Linked DNA regions of Homo sapiens: region 2 is linked to region 1. Evidence: read pairs that join two places in POLR2A ChIA-PET (ENCODE). Cell type or tissue: GM12878. All regions are shown on one strand. Each heading gives the region's core, and the rest is flanking DNA. Links, peaks and the distances in the headings are about the cores only.

Region 1 (8,890 bases), core at 2,087-6,086:
GGGTGACTGCCCTGTACAGCGACAACTGCCGTTCTTCACTTCTCCAAGAGACTGGGCTATCCCAACAGCTGCCACCAGGTGGCAACAAGCCAAGCGGCTGCTCTCCCCTCTGCCTATTGATTTAGGCAGAGGGCCTATTGCATTTTAATGTTATGCAAACAACTCTTACCAAATACCATAATCACATTAGTATTTTACTAATTGAAAATTCTTACAGTGGGGTGTACCAACTCCTTTAAAATTAAGCATGAGGTGTGTTGTTTACCACAATGGAGAGCTCCATGCTGTCTGGAGATTCAGTGATCCAAGTGGGGAAAAAATATGTCATTTAGTAACTGCCTAAGAAAACGTGTTCTGTTTATAATAGCTGGGATTCTGAGGCCTGTATTTAAATAGCATCTGCAAAGAGTTAAATGTGCTCCCTGTCTCTGAGAAGCAGGCAAGAACACAGAAGTCAAGAACCAAGTGAATTCTTACACCTGCTCAAACTCTGCTCCCAACAGTCAGATGGGGAAGAAGTGGTCAGGACCCAAAACAGATTTATGTCTGCCAGGCCTCTGTAGTAATAGTCTCACACACTATCTCATTTAGCCACTGAATCCACACATATCCCTCAGGGATAGATCCCATCAGGCCTATATTAATAGACAAGGAAATAGGCCCAGAGAGGGGAAAGAAGTTGCTTAAGACCACAAGGCCAGCACTCCCAGCGAGGTCCTGTGACTCTGGTCCAGGGCACTCTCTGTCCTGAGAAAGCCATCCACCTCTCCCAAGCCACGGTCCCCTCCAATCCCATTACTCTCAAGCTGTTGTCACTTTTCCCCTACCAAGCTGCCCCTGTCCTTCTCCACCTTACTGCATCTTAGCCTAAACGTGATGAGAAGTGGACTGAGCTGCCTCTGCCTTGTCCCCTGGGGAAGGCCTCAGGTCCTATAGACCTCACTTCTCACCAATCCAGGAGAATCTTGAGCCCCAGGCCCAGAAGTGAGAGCAGAGAAAAAGCTTCTTCCCTCCCAGGAACTGATTCTGTTTTATCCCTAGAGCCTAGCCATGCACATCCTCCTGATTTTACAGCTGCAAAAGGAGAAAAAGTGCCTGAGATTTCAACCCACCCTCTATAACATGCTGTAACAAAGGCATCTCAAACTTAACTGATCTGAAATCTTGATTTTACCCTCCAAGGTATTTCTCTGGCATTCTGCCCCAGTGGGAAATGGTAATGCTATTCTTCCATTTTCTTCAGGGTGGAAGTTTTGGAGACACCTTTGGCTCCTTTTTCTCATACTGCACATCCAATCCATCAATAAGTCCTTTTAGTTCTACTTTTGAAAAATATCTATAATACAACCACTTCTCCCACCTTCCAGTTACCAGTGTGGTCCAGCCACCATCATCTCTCACCTCAATTACTGCAAGTCTTCCTAACTGGACTCCCTGTTTCCATCCTTGCCCCCTCAGGGCCTCTTGTCAATGCAATTAGAGTCACATTAGTTAGCTCACATCACTCCTCCACTCAACACTCTCCAGTGCATTCCCAGCCTCCACAGCTGTAAAAAGGAAATAAGCCCTTGGCTCTGTACCTAGCCAAACCAGTAAAACAGAGGGAACCATGGCCTACCCATGGCTGTATTCTCTACCAACCAGAGGAGCTGGGCAGGTGACCGAGCACTTGGTCTTACTCTAGAAAAAATCAAGTGGTCCAATGCTGGATTTTCTGTCGAACTGGGGCTGTGAATGCTGTGAACATGGGCAGAGAGGTGACTCACACATCCCTTTGGCCAACCAGCTACTGAGCATGATGGGCCGTGTATCACAGTTCACCCTGAAGGCTGGATGCCATTTCTGGCGTGGGTGAATTCTCAGTACTGCATGTCTCAGAGTTGGCTTATTTGGAGTGCCTGTCTTTTTAAAAATTTTCGGCAATATGATAAATATACACAATTCCCTGTTAGCCTCATAGATACATCTGGAGGCAACAGAGGGAGGATTCACCCAGACTACTATCCCCAGTGAGTGATTAGTTAAGGAAAGTGTGGCCCGGAGAGGCAACTTCTTTTGGGTCACAGATATTTGTCTCAGACCCTGATACCAAAAGCTGGGGCCTTTAGTGGGTCATTTATCCTGTCTGAAATCTCTGGTTCTTCTTACAAAAAGAAAAAGAGGAAGAAGACGATAAGAAAACTTAGAGATGAGTCTGCAGAGCATCTTTGGATTCATAAAGCTCTGAAATCCTGATTCTTCAGTGAGTGTTATTTGATCTATAAATTAGTCTCTGAGTCCCATACGTGCCCTGATGCCCATAGGAGAAGGGTGGCAAGAGGCAACACTAAACCCTTTGCTGAGAACTTTATTTGCACAGAATGTAGGGCCTGAGCACATCTGCCCACATCTGCGTGCTCTGCCACCCATTCATCCCGCCTGTCACCAGAAAGAGGCAGAAGCAGCAGGGGTGAGCAGGCAGCCTCCATCTGCTGAGAACACCTCAGGCAAAAAGGGCTCAAGACCAGGCTTCTCTCCCACCCCTCCCCACACAGAAGCATGTTGCTACATTGTCATCTCAAAGCTTGCGGTCCAGATCCTTGGACCAGAACAATCTGGGCAAGCTGACCTTTGCCTGACTCCTGCCCTGTCTGCTGGCTCTCACCTGCCCAAGGCCTCCAGATGCAGCTGTGGTTCACACGGCATCCAGCACAGTAGCAGTCAGGGCAGTGGAGAGCAGGGGCCTCTGTAGCACTTCTGCCCTCTCCACCCCACTGGCCCTGCTCCTTTGCAGGCTACAATGCACTTCTTTACAACCAATCCAATAGAAATAGAATTCAGCCAGGCATAGTAGCTCAGGTCTGCAATCCCAACACTTTTGGAGGCCAAGGCGAGAGTATCATTTGAACGCAGGAGTTTGAGACCAGCCTGGGCAACAAGATCTTGTCTCTACAAAAAAGGAAAGAAAAAAAAATTAGCAGGGTTTGGTGGTGCAAACCTATTAGTCCTAGCTACTCAGGAGGCTGAGGCAGGAGGATCGCTTGAGCCCAGGAAGTCAAGGCAGCAGTGGTTTTATTATTATCTTATTATTAATACTTTCTTATTAATGAGATACTTTGCATTCTTTTTTACATCCTCAGTCCTCAAAATCTGGTGTGCATTTGTACCATTTCAAGTGCTCAATAGCCACATGAGGCTAGTGGCTACCATATTTGATAGTGCAGATCTAGAATATACATGGAAGTCTATATACAGTTGCAGTTATCGTGATTCTGCTAATGTTAACACTGGCTGGTAACATTTTGTTATATTCTCATCTAGTCTTTTCTACATATATTAGTTTTGCAAAGCTGAAGTCATGTTGCTTGTGTAACTTTCTATCCTCCTTTTGCTGTTTTGTGCATCTTCCTAAATCATCAAAAGTTCCTCACAACCACTGTCTCTAATTATATCAGACTATCCCATCACTTGGATGTGTCATAGTCTTTTTAGCCACTGCCAAAACGTTGGACAGCAAGTGTTTCAGTAATATAGGTAATACTGAGATAATTATTTTTTGTATTCCTTGTGCTCTTAAGACCTTAATATAAATCTCTCTAGCATTCTAACCATTTTTAACAAAGTGACCTTTAATCAGTCAAACAACTGGCAACAAGTGATTTCTGACTGACAGCTGAGACACCTTATGTTCTCATTACTCACCTCTGACACCTGGTTCTGCAACCTAGGGCAACCACTTCACTTTTCACACCACAGTCGCTCCATTTATAAACTGACTGTATTAGGTGATTTTTAAGGGTCTTTCCAGCCCTAACCTTCAGTGATATTTTTCCCCCACCCTCACATCTAATCAATTAACCTGTCAAGCCAGTTATTATAAGTCATCATAAGTCATGTCAAAGCCACCACATAAACATTTTAAATTCATCCAAGTCTCCCATGCCCACTCATAGTACTTTGTTCAGGCCCCCATCATTGCTCACCTAAAGTGGGACAAGAGTACCTAGTGCTGAGAGATTAGATTCTAAAGTTACCATCAGAGTCCCAAATCAAGAATAGGATTAAATGGGCTGGGCTCAGTGCTCATGCCTGTAATCCCAGCACTTTGGGAGGTCGAGGTGGGTGGATCACTTGAGGTCAGGAGTTGGAGACCAGTCTGGCCAACATGTTGAAACCCCGTCCCTACTAAAAATACAAGAATAGGATTAAATGAGAGGTGTGAGAACACATGGGCCTGGCACGGAGGAGGTGCTCAGTGAATATTTGCTGCATTTGAATCTGAAACCAGCCTCAAGTGACCCACCTGGATCTCATTTCCTAAAAGTTACGGAAGAGGAGTTCACAGTGAAACACTGGAATTGCGAATGCACCCTGCTGCGTGCCCTGCCCCAGACACGAGGTGCTGCAGGAAGACAAAGACTTGGCAGCATCCCCTAAAGGGCTGACAGTCTAGAAGGGGAGATAGGAACCCCTGTGCACAAAACAAGCATGCCTCAGGCGGTGTCTTCAATGGAAAGACCAGATGGAGAACAGAACAATTATCTGAGCAAATCAGGCAAGCCTGCTGTTGAGGAAAAGGCTGAAGAAAATTTGTCCTCCTGTTTCCTTTGAGAACCAAGGGGTTAGGGCAGCCAGAGGAAGCAAAAGCATTTCAGCTCTAGAAACAGAGTTCTGGTTTGTACTATATGATCTTAGGCAAACTATGAGGCTGCTTTTTTATCTCAGTGTCTTCATCTGTAAAATGGAGACAGAGTAATACCAACCTTGCACAAACCTACCTGCCTACTGGATTGAGTTGTGAGGTTGAATAGAACAATTACGTATGGGGACAACAGTTATTAAATGGGTGACCTAATAGCTAACATAGACAACGGACAATGTGCCTTCTAAGAATCTGCTCTGAAAGGAAATGTTTAGTCATCATAAAAAGCATCTGTAATGAACTTTATTTGTTTAATTTTATTTATTTCCCTATTTTTATTAAATAGAGTTGGGGTCTCGTTATGTTGCCCAGGATCGTCTTGAACTCCTGGCCTCAAGTGGCTTCCTGCCTTGGCCTCCCAAAGTGCTGAAGTTACAGGCATGAGCCACTGCGCCCGGCCTACCTTATAAAGTTCAGTAAAGGTTGGGCGCGGTGGCTCATGTCTGTAATTTCAGCACTTTGGGAGGCCGAGAGTGGATCACAAGGTCAGGAGTTCCAGACCAGCCTGGCCAAGACGGTGAAACCCCGTCTCTACTAAAAATACAAAAAAATTAGCTGGGCGTGGTGGCAGGCACCTATAATCCCAGCTACTCCGGAGGCTGAGGCAGAGAATTGCTTGAACCCGGGAGGCAGAGGTTGCAGTGAGCCAAGTTCGCACCACTGCACTCCAGCCTGGGCGACAGAGTGAGACTCCATCTCAAAAAAAAAAAAAAGAAAGAAATTATAAGGCAATTTCACGTGCATTTATTTTGTTTCTAAAACCCTGTCAGTATTATCATTTGCTCCTTTTACACTTAAGGATACTGAGATTTTGCTCCTTTTACACTTAAGGATACTGAGATTGAGAAAGCTTAACCAACCCATTGCAGTTCCCACTGTGAGGTCCAGATTTAAGCTCTCTGACTCCGTGGTTCTCACTCTTTCCCCTACACTGTGCTGCCTCCTATTAAAATCCTTATTACCAAAGCATTAATATTATTAACATAAATATTAATAATGTTTGTTATGTATGTTTCCCTTTGATCAAGGACACTAAAACCTCAAAATAGAAACTCTGAAAAAAAAAAGTCTGACCTGCTAGAATAGCAAGCTCACTTTCTCATATTAAGGGAAAGTAGCTGTCCCCATCTGATTTACATTTCATGCCATACAGCAGGAAATATTTAAGTTGACAAATAGGATATTTACAACTGCAACAGATACTTGGCAGTTAGTTTTTAACAATTGTTGCAATGTGATTTATTTGCTATTATAAAAGGGCATTACTGTGCGAATATGACTCCTGAAATTAGCTTTAGTTTAGCAAGGGGCCTTGACAGCTTGACCTCTTAATATCCTTATAATGACGCCATTTACATTCAATGCTTACTCAAGTCACTCACTGCTAGATTTGTTTGACAGGAGTCCACTCTAGGGCAGATGTATTATGTATTTTAACACACAGAGTTGGTGAGCGGGGTAAATACAGGCCTTCTAGGAGGAAAAACTGTTTAATCAAGTCTTCATGAAAATGTGTTAGTTTCCAACTTCCTACAGTGAAAATGCATTATGCTAATTACAGCATACTCCAGAAATACTTCATGTTTTCTCCACAAGACATTTTCATGGCATGTCTTATATTAAACACAAACATGTTCTGATCCTCTGCAACTTTAGTTTTTAATTTCACTGGAGAACTGTTACATAGGATAAGGATTGGCTGGGCCAGAATCAGGGAATGGGAAGAAGGTAGACTTGGAGCCAGGTAGAATTGGATTCAGATCCCAACACCACCACTTCCTAACTCAGTGGATTTGGGTACCTCCCTGAACCTCAGTTTCTTCATCTGTGACATGGGGTTGTTATTTTTTAGGCTACCACAGAGATCTGAGATATTTATGATTCACCCAGCTTCATAAAAACTGCAGGTACTTGATACATGGGACCAGTTGTGTTTTTGTTGCTTGTTTAAAGCTCAAAGGTCACCTTCATGATGCAGCCCTGATTTCATTAGACAAACCCAGTCTGTCCTTTCTTTCTGCTTCAGTAGTACTTTGTTCCACCCCATTATTTTATCACATATAAAATTCTATTGTTTAATTGGATATGTATGTATCTGTCTTCACCTTCTTATTTTTATTTTTTATTTTTTTGAGACAGAGTCTCACTCTGCCACCCAGGCTGGACTGTAGTGGTCTGATCTCGGCTCACTGAAACCTCTGCCTCCTGGGTTCAAGCGATTCTCGTGCCTCAGCCTCCCAAGTATCTGAGATTACAGGCGCACGCCACCTTGCCCAGCTAACTTTTGTATTTTTAGTAGAGATGACATTTCGCCATGTTGGCCAGGCTGGTCTCAGGTGATCCTCCCACCTCGGCCTCCCAAAGTGCTGGGATTACAGGTATAAGCCACCGTGCCCAGCCTGTCTTCACCTTCTTGATGGCAGGGCCTATGCCTATTTACCTTTGACTCTCCAGTGACTAGGACGATGATATGCCTTGAACATTGAACTGAGGAGGATGCCAGGGATGCTTCTGGATTCAGTGTGGGGATGGGGGATGACAAGGGCAATTAAGGTTGATCTGCCACAGGAGAGGGAAGAAGTAACACATGACCTACTTTTATCATTGCCAGTTTAGCACATAGTAGATGCTCAGTAAATATTTGTCAAACGAATTAGTGGACATTACTCAGTTACCTAGCAGTTGACATTAACTTATAACCAATGTCTATTTTTTAAAGCATTTTTATTTTTATTTTTATTGCATCATAATATTCTTCTAATAACACTGTGATACAGCTAGGATAAGGTGTTATCACCAATTGACAATTGAGAATACTGTGACATTGTAGGACTGGTAAAATAAGATTACCCTTCACTCTCATGAGAAAATGGGGGTAGACCTAAGACTTAGAGGCCAACCATTAGTTTCCCTTAAATATCATATTGAGGCTCCCAGAGGGGCTGTCACTGCTTTTTCCAAAATCAGGGCAAACTGCCCTTTCTCATATTCATCACTCTTTTCCCGTCTTTCTGCTCTACTGTAGTTCCCCACCCTCCAAAGCTTCAGTCTCATTTTCTCAGTAGAAAACCTGGCACTGACCACCTGCACTGACCTGCAGGCCATAGGCAGAAAAATCAAAGTCAACATGAGCTTTGCAAGACTCGGCATCTCTGTCAGATTGTCTTGGCCAAGTATTTCTGTAACTTCCCACAAGAACCTTGAATCTTCTGATTAGAATCAGACTCCATCTCTCAGTTGAACAATGTACAAACAGAAGGAAAAACATCTACTCCATTAAGACACATGGTCACTGGTTTCACTTAGTCTGATGTAGTTTGGTCTGGTTAGGCAGAGGTGGGGCCTTCGCTGCTGTTTGCTGATTTCACCCTCACTTCTACGGCTCCTGTTTTAATCAGGTGTGGGCAACCGGCCTTAACCTCGCATATAGTGACCAGCTGGCCCTGACTCAACTCACCTTATACCTGACAAACGGCCATCTGGATTGCAGTTTGAGCACCCTGGAAGTGCCCCGCTTTGTTCCAAAGGAAAGGAAGAAAACCAAATGCATGAGTGCGCTGTCAATGCCGGTAAGCAAGAGGTGCTTCCTGAAGGTTCTCGGTGTTCAGCAACACCCACTGCCACTGCCTGAGCTCTGTCTAGGAGCCAGGATCTTTGAGTACAGGAAGAAGAAAGAGCCTAAGGCAAGTCATTGGACTTGTCTGAGCAGGGTCTGGAAATGCGAATGTGTTGGTCAGAGGAAAGGGAGAAGCCATTCCCGAATGAACCTGCCATCTGTGGAAATGCGAAAGAGCATGGGGCTCTCCTCCCCTTTTTCTAGGCAGGTACACCTACACCCATTGCCTCAACTACAAGCTGTTTCACACAAAACCCATATTTTTCTAGCCCCACTCTCTTTTGTGAGCTTCAGATTCATGGGTCCAAAATTCTATAGAACATCTCTGCTTCGAATCCTCAGAGTCAAGCTATCCAAAACTGCATCACATTTGTCTTTCTTCCTCCTGTACTTCCTGTTAGTGGATCAGGCCAGAGGCTGATAAGATAACCCCCAGCCCCACATCCAGTCAGCAAGCAGGGCGTGTTGAGTCTAGCTACGAAAATGCCACTAACCTGACCCCTCCTCTCTCTCCACAAAGATAGTGTCTTAGTGTCGGCTTCCACCATCTCACACCTGTATTCCTCCTAAGATTCCCTGTCCCTGCCTGTGCC
Region 2 (7,331 bases), core at 3,332-7,331, 300 kb after region 1:
AATGAATAAGATGCTCTTTCCACCATTAAAGAGCAGCTACCCTAGTCAGGGAGGCAGACAAGTAAACAGTCATATATGCAGATCACTAAACTGCAGGTAATGTAAGTGATACGAGACTTGATGGCCTGGGCTCTCGGAGGACCACAGTGACTATCATTTTAACCACTCACATAAATGGGTATTTACGATATGGTATTTAATGATGTTTGTAGCCATATAAATTCTATAATTAAAGTGTGGCCAAGGTGCTGGGGAAACACAGAGGAGAGAACTCAGTGGAGGAGATGGGGGCTACCAGGGAAGCTCTGCAGAGGAGAGGAGACTGAAGGATAGCCAATAAGAGTTAGCCTTGGAGAGATCTGAGGCCCCTGCAGGGAGTTCAGTATGGCTGGGGTGTTTGGGCAAGTATTATGAGATATAAACCAAGGGCCACATTTTGAAGGATCTTTATACCCCATGCTTAGAGGTATTTGTAGGGGAGGGAGGATGGGGAGACTGAAAGAGTTTTAAGCAAGAGGTCAACGTAGCCAGATTTGTGTTTTACACTGTGGCAGTGCTGTGGAAGATGGATTAGAAAGGACATTGAAGCTGTAGTTCTGATCAGAAATTGGAGGGGTTTAATCAGGACAGCCTTAGCATGTTTGAAGGGTATTTAGGAGATGGAGCTAACTGCATTTGGTAAATAACTAGATATAAGGGAGGGTAGGGAGGTAGGGTCAGGGATGAATCTCAGGGCTTGGGCAGTCAGGTGCATGGTGGTACTCTCCTGAGATGGGGCACACGGAAAGAGAGGCATTTTCAAGGGATGAGATGATTAGCATTCTGTTCTTGGGAGATCACCAAGCACCTCATTCAAAACTATATTCATTCCTGCTCCAGATTCAATTATGAGTTTAACAACTAGACTCTAAGTTCCTAGACATTTTATTTCTGTCTTCCTAGTACTGCACCTAACATCCTATAGGCTCTTGTAAATATTCATCAAATGACATTTATGCATAAATCTCAACACTTTTTTTTTCAAGACCTCAGAAATACAAATCCAAAAAGTGACAGAGAATATATGATGAGGAGATACTTAGCTAATAGATATGGTTCTCTACCAGAATTCAGAAGTCTAAGCCTTAACCTTTGTGGTTTACACAGTGTTTCCTGTCACATTCTTTCCCCACAACACTCTATTTTACAGACAAGGAAACTGAGTGACAATCAAAGGGTAAGGTTCCTTACATTATACTATCACTGATTTGAAGAAAGTACAAAGTGACCACTGAACATTTTGGCATCAAAGGAAGAGGTTTTTTATACAGCTGTGAAAGAAGACAACTTAGCATTGCAGACATGCTCAAAGGGCATACGTGTTTTGCAACTCAGTTCAGTTTTGCTGTCTATATGAATGACCGCACATCTTTCAGTTAATTGAATTCTATTCTGTGTACTCTGTTTAATTTGGCATGGAGGAGCGCGAATCCTTTTAGAAAGATTTCTATTGAAATACAATAAGTTTGGCTCTTAAATGTGTTATCTTAAAAAATTCATTCATGTAGAATCACTCACTCCTAGGCAGGGTGCCTGAGAAGCCACTGGGGTATGAAAATAGCCGGTGCTGGGGGGTGGGGGATGCTGATGGCAAGAATGATTGCCTAATAATACCTCCCAGAAATTCAAAAGCGGGGTTAGGCCAGGCACGGTGGCTCATGCCTGTAATCCTAGCATTTTGGGAGACCAAGGAAGGCAGATCACTTGAGCTCAGGAGTTCGAGACCAGACCTGGCAACATGGTGAGACCCGATCTCTACAAAAAAAAACAAAAATTAGCCAAGCATGGTGGCACGTGCCTGTAGTCCCAGCTACTCAGGAGGCTGAGGTGGGAGGATCTCTTGAACCTGGGAGGTGGAGGTTCCGGTGAGCCAAGATCACGCTACTGCACTCTAGCCTGGATGACAGAGCGAGACTGTGTCTCAAAAAAAAAAAAGAAAAGAAAAGAAAAAATGGGATTAACCAACTTCAGAGGAAATAATATCCACTCATCTTTTACCTTAGAGACTTTACCATGACTCTGGCTTCTGAAGTTAGCAAGAAGTAAAAGGAACACCATCCCACTCCTATTCCCAGCATCCCAAGGATGGCCTGTTCCTGTCACAGCACATAACTGCGGGTGGTTAAAGGGAGACAGGACCTGCAGACCCACAGTGTCTGACTATAGTGATTAACTCCAACCACTCCCACAAACAGGTTTTTGTGATGTGGGATTTCATGGTGCATGCAGCTTGTATTAGTTAATGACTGAGGCATTAGAAACTCAGTAAGTTAATACAAGCATATGCACACAATGGTCCTGTCCTTTCGGCGATATTGTCAACTAGACCTGTGTTTCAAAGTGTTGGGAATATATAGTTGAGATCCTGAAAACTGATATTCCTCTTTTATGTAAGGCAATCTTTAGAAATCTAATACCTTCTTTGAAAAGTCCAGTGTGTTTAAATTAATTCAGTTTGGCTGGTTTGAAAATTGAAAATAGGTTAGCATTAAGGCCAGGATTCCTTTAGTAATTACTTTTTCTATTGGTAATAACTGTTTCTTTAGAAATGACATTAACATTCTACCAAAACACAGCAGTAATCCAAAAGTTAATGTTCTGTTCACTTATAATTATATTTAATTCATATTTATGAGTTGTCAGAAGGGAGGAGTAAGAAAGAAGTGAATACAAAATGTTACAGAAGAAACAAGTTATAAGAAAATTTTTTCCTCATAGTCTGAAGGATGTACAAAGTCACTTGAAGTAAAAAAAAGTTTTTTTAAACACACAATTATATAAAATTAGATTTTATTAACTATTGCTGAAAAAAATCTATATTTTTATTATTTCCAAGTGGCACTGAGTGAATTCAGCCAATAGACCTTATCCATTTCTTCTTTTTTACTAACCAAAATATTAACATAAACATCCCCATAATTTTGATTTAGTAAGTCAATTAGATTTGTGGGGATTTTTTAACCAGGAAAAATTCTGCATCTTTAGGCAGTCATTGAACAAGTAGCTTTGTGTTATTTCCTTTGAATTGTCCATGAAGCCTGATGTATTATTAATGAATTAATTTCTTGGTGGTGGAGGCCTGTGAATAGCGGTCTGTGAATGGGCAGTTGCCTGGTGGGGCCAGTTTTGGCTGCTGTCATTTAACATGTGTTGCTGTATTGTGAAGTCTTACCCAGCCATAGGACAATGCTCATTTAATCCACCATGATGGGACCTACACACCCTGAGCCCAAGTTGGATGCCAGGGTCAGTTACCCAGCAGCTTGGGCTGGGGGCACTGCTCTGCTTCACTGCCGAGTTGCTGTAATCGTTTTGCCGGCTGTTAATTTTCTCTAAACCAGGGAAAATGTGTATGTGAGCAGTACAAATGTTCTCAAAAGAGATTCCAAACTGGTCGGCTGGGGTGTTGCCTCCATTCCAGAATGGAGGCAGCATTCCAGGGAGTGTAAGTTCCTTCCTTCCTCCTGGAAATGGAAGCGTCTGGGCCCACGAGATCCCTGATGTTTTGAGGTCCAGAGTAGCAGATGGCATTATGATTTTCCAAATCCTGATGAACATTCTAACTGAACTTGTTCATTTCACAGTATGTGGTTCTATTTTTTCATTTCCTCTTCTTCCCTCCCTCCCTCTTTCCCTTTGTTCCCCTCATAGTAACTAGTTTTAAACTGGTGTAGTGTCTCCTTAAACCAGCTTTAAATTCCCTTCTGTCTGTCTATTTTATGAAACCAACTATAGCACAGTTTCACGTATAATTCTCAGCCTTTGAATTGCAGCTGAAGCAGCCTTTGAATTTGTTTAAAAATGTGTAAGCAAATAAAGCCAACACTCATACACGCAGCCACTGGTAGTTCTGTTTCCCCCCTTATCTGTAGCTGGCAGTGCAGGTGGCAAATGGCAGTAATTATTTTAACTAACAGTCGAGTGAACATTCAGGAGGACATACAGTGTGGTGATGTGGACTTTGGATTTACAGTGAGTTCTCAGAGTCTGACTTGATAGTGTTATGGCTTGTTGGTTTTTCAGGACACGGACCTGCCAGGTTCCTGTACTTCAACAGTGTGTGGATGTGGTTCAGATGTTTCAATCTTAACTCTTTATCTATGAAAAGATCAATTTTTTTTCATTTAGGCACCTATTAAGGGTTTTTTTCTCTCCTAGATTTTTCTGTTTTGTTTTTAATATAATTTATGATCTACCTTTAAGAGTGCTTTTAATCAGCACTTCTGTAGAACCAGCTGAAATGCCAGTGTGTATATTAACATTATAATTTAGGTACTGGATCAAACATGTATAGCTGGACTTTTCCTGAGGAAAAAAGTTGACCTGACCAGTGTATGAAATTCAAACACTGTATAGGAACAAGGTAAAAGCACAGGTAGGAATTGCTGAATAATTACCTTTAGACCAGCCTGAGCAGGAGACTTCCCACGAGGGTGAGCTCATTTAATGGTTCCTAAAACTCAATCTTGTGGATGTCAGTGGTCATGCTTGATTATTTGCAGCAGTGTTTTATGAAAAGCAGTAGAAATGCATTGGGAGGCTGCAGAGAAAGAGGACAATAACGGGTTTTACTTTTGTAAATGAAATCCCTTCGGTATGAGACAAGTATGTTTTTTGCTGCTCTGCCTAAGCCACTGAAAAGGGAGATGTATGTGGATGTTAGTGTGTGAGTATGTGTGTACTGTTCATGTAGGCACATCTAAAAACTGCTGTGCACTATGGCTGATGACCAACAAGAGACCTAAAATAAAAAGAGAAAAAAGATGCTCATTGGCTTTGGAAAGGAAGCAATTATAAATACAGTTTAAAAGATTAACCTATTTTCCATTTCTCCACTCACCTATTTTCAAGAAATGTAATAAAACACCAAGCTCTTTACCATATGTTTACAACATTTCTAAGTAAATATAAGTCTTTTAAATGACAGACAAAAAAAAAAAAAAAAACAAGCAGACTAAATGAAGAATCCATTTTGACATTAATGACAAAGATCATTTCTATTCTCTTTTATCCCAATACTGAAGAACTTCCAAAACACTTTTAGGAGAAAAAGAAAATAGGAAAAAAAATCTCTATAATCTCAAACTTCAGTTACCCAGAGACAGATTCCTTTAGACCTGTTTGTTTATATTTTGTTTTTTATAAGCCATCTGGTAGTGATGTTCACTTGGCTAACAGCTGGTTCTCCTTGATTAAAGGGTTTATGGGTAGGATGGGCCTTTCAGTGGCAAAAATTCAGGCCTTTACCCCGTGGTTCCAGGCCCATCTGAGACAAGTTAAATGAGCTGCTACTGTCAGCCCAGACCCAGTGGACAGAACGTCACACCAAAATGCCCACACATGTAATTTGTCACGCCTGGCAGCCCAGAGCATGGGGTGAGCCAGTGTGGAAATTGAATCATCTTTCACTTTCTCTGCTCAAGACTTGATGTGGAGTAGGATGAGTAAAAGGCGGGCTTTCTGTTCTGCAGCTGAGCGGAGTTAGAGGCTTTCTTCTCTGGTATGTCATCTGCCAGCCTTCCTAAGTTCAAAGCCTCGCTTTCACCCTGATGTTTTCCCTTGTAACACACCGAGAAGTAGGTCAGTTCTATCTGCATCATGAAATCAAAAATAAACTTAGAGTCCAAATGCTGATTGTTCCTTCATGGAGTGGCCACATTTTAAAATAAACTCAATGTTTTAACAAGCATTGATTGAATTTGTACAAATCTGCTATGTAGTTATGGCTACTCACACTCTAAACGAGACTCATTCTCGGACCAGGAGCACCTATTCATCTCTTTCCCACCTTTCTCCTTCTGATAACATGTGACTGCTTTTTTCTCCCCTGTCTACATTCTGTTACAGCAGATATGTACATTGAGGACCTTTAAAATATTAAAATATAGCTGATTTCCCAGAATCTCACATTAGTTTGCACCTTGGACAGGTTGTTTTTGGTTTGAAGATTAGCTTCTATGGAGATCCTTGGAGGTGAGGGTCCAGTTTTTTTTCATTTTTTTGTTTTTTAGATTTTTTTTTTTAAACAAACTCGATTTTCTCCCCAAGCAAGTACAGATTTGCCCTATGGGTTCTGCCAGTTGTGTCATAAAGATGCTACTCTAAGGCAGTGAACAGTGGAGGATCAGAAACCAATTTAGGGTCTGACAGGCAACACGCTATCCTGCTGGGCATGAAGCCCCTAGAATTACAAATGACCTTTGATCCCAGCACTGAGGATAGAATGCAGTGATCCAATAGAGCTTTGCCAATTAGTATGAATCCCAGTGCCTAAGAGTAGACATTGTTGGGCCAGGGCAAAGGAACGTCAGACATGAATTAAAAGATTTACTTTTAAATTATAGAGTGTGACTCTCAATATTGGTCAGACTACAGGTGATTTTCTGGTGTTGAACACCTGTTGGCTTGGTGGCTTGACACCGTAAGTCTAGAAGTGGGCTATTAAAAAACAGTTAGAGGGCTGGCCATATTTCATTTAACTTGCCATGCTGGTTTAATCCAACCACAGTACAGCTGACCTCAGAATTCACCAGTGCAGCCAACACCTTGAGATATTTGAGAGGTTGTCCCATCTTCCTTTGCTTTACTGCCAGTATGCATAAGGTTTGAAGGAATGTCTGTTTTGTATAAGGAGAAGGGAACAGGACCCAGACTACAACATTCAAGGTCCCTCCCACCCTCAGGTGCTGTCTGGGAGAGAGGAAAGAAGAAAGTAGGAGAGCAAAGAAGGTATCTCACACGCTGCAGACTCTTTTACTTTATGCCCCATGACCCTCGTTTGTGAACTCGCGTCTGCCAGCCAAACTGAACCAAAACCTCAGTGCCCTCCTGTTCATCCTGAGTGCCCAGCTTTGGCAGTCTCACGTGGCCACTTCCTCCATCCTGCAGGGCTGGTTATTAGGGATGTACATCTTATCCCTCTGAACAATACACAAATTCTTTGAGGATATGGATTAAGTATCAGCCATTCCACAATGCCAGGCTCATTGCGTTCCACATGGTAGATGCCCACAAAAGCTGTTGAATGAATGAATGAATAATGAATGATTGTATCATTTTTACACAGTATTTTATGTTATGCCTTATCAGTGTCTGAATTAACCACCACATTATTGTCAGGTCCCCCTGTCACCTTTAATTATGAATTATAGGCAAAAATGTAGTCCTAAGGAATATTTTTTTAAGCAAAAGGCCCTTAACTTTTTTCCAGTTGAGTATTTATGCCAGCCTTCTCCCTTATACAAGCAGAGTTCTGCTAAGAATCTAGGCCTCATCTAATTGTTTAAAAATAG

The links. ChIA-PET counts read pairs that join two places held together with the same protein. Peaks named below come from ENCODE experiments on the same cell type or tissue, not always from the same donor. Only the 100,000 strongest peaks of a DNase experiment are listed, where the experiment ranks them.
Region 2: POLR2A ChIA-PET joins it to region 1 with 6 read pairs; 2 of 35 experiments call an interaction of 5 or more read pairs at or near these places.

The regions. Positions count from the first base shown.
Region 1 is chr15:67,457,048-67,465,937 of GRCh38, forward strand. IQCH (IQ motif containing H) reads left to right here. Exons shown (of 21, transcript NM_001031715.3): 17 at 8,080-8,250. All of the region lies in intron 3 of IQCH-AS1 (IQCH antisense RNA 1), which reads right to left. Among named protein-coding and RNA genes, the nearest start is that of C15orf61, 60 kb to the right of the region's middle. RefSeq lists an enhancer at 1-198. In GM12878, for the core only: no CTCF peak of the experiment used is centred there; no DNase peak of the experiment used is centred there.
Region 2 is chr15:67,757,598-67,764,928 of GRCh38, forward strand. The region is part of intron 19 of MAP2K5 (mitogen-activated protein kinase kinase 5); the gene reads left to right. Among named protein-coding and RNA genes, the nearest start is that of SKOR1, 64 kb to the right of the region's middle. RefSeq lists a silencer at 5,260-5,339 and enhancers at 5,490-5,549, 5,620-5,669. In GM12878, for the core only: no CTCF peak of the experiment used is centred there; a DNase peak (open chromatin) is centred at 5,444; H3K27ac peaks cover 751 bases.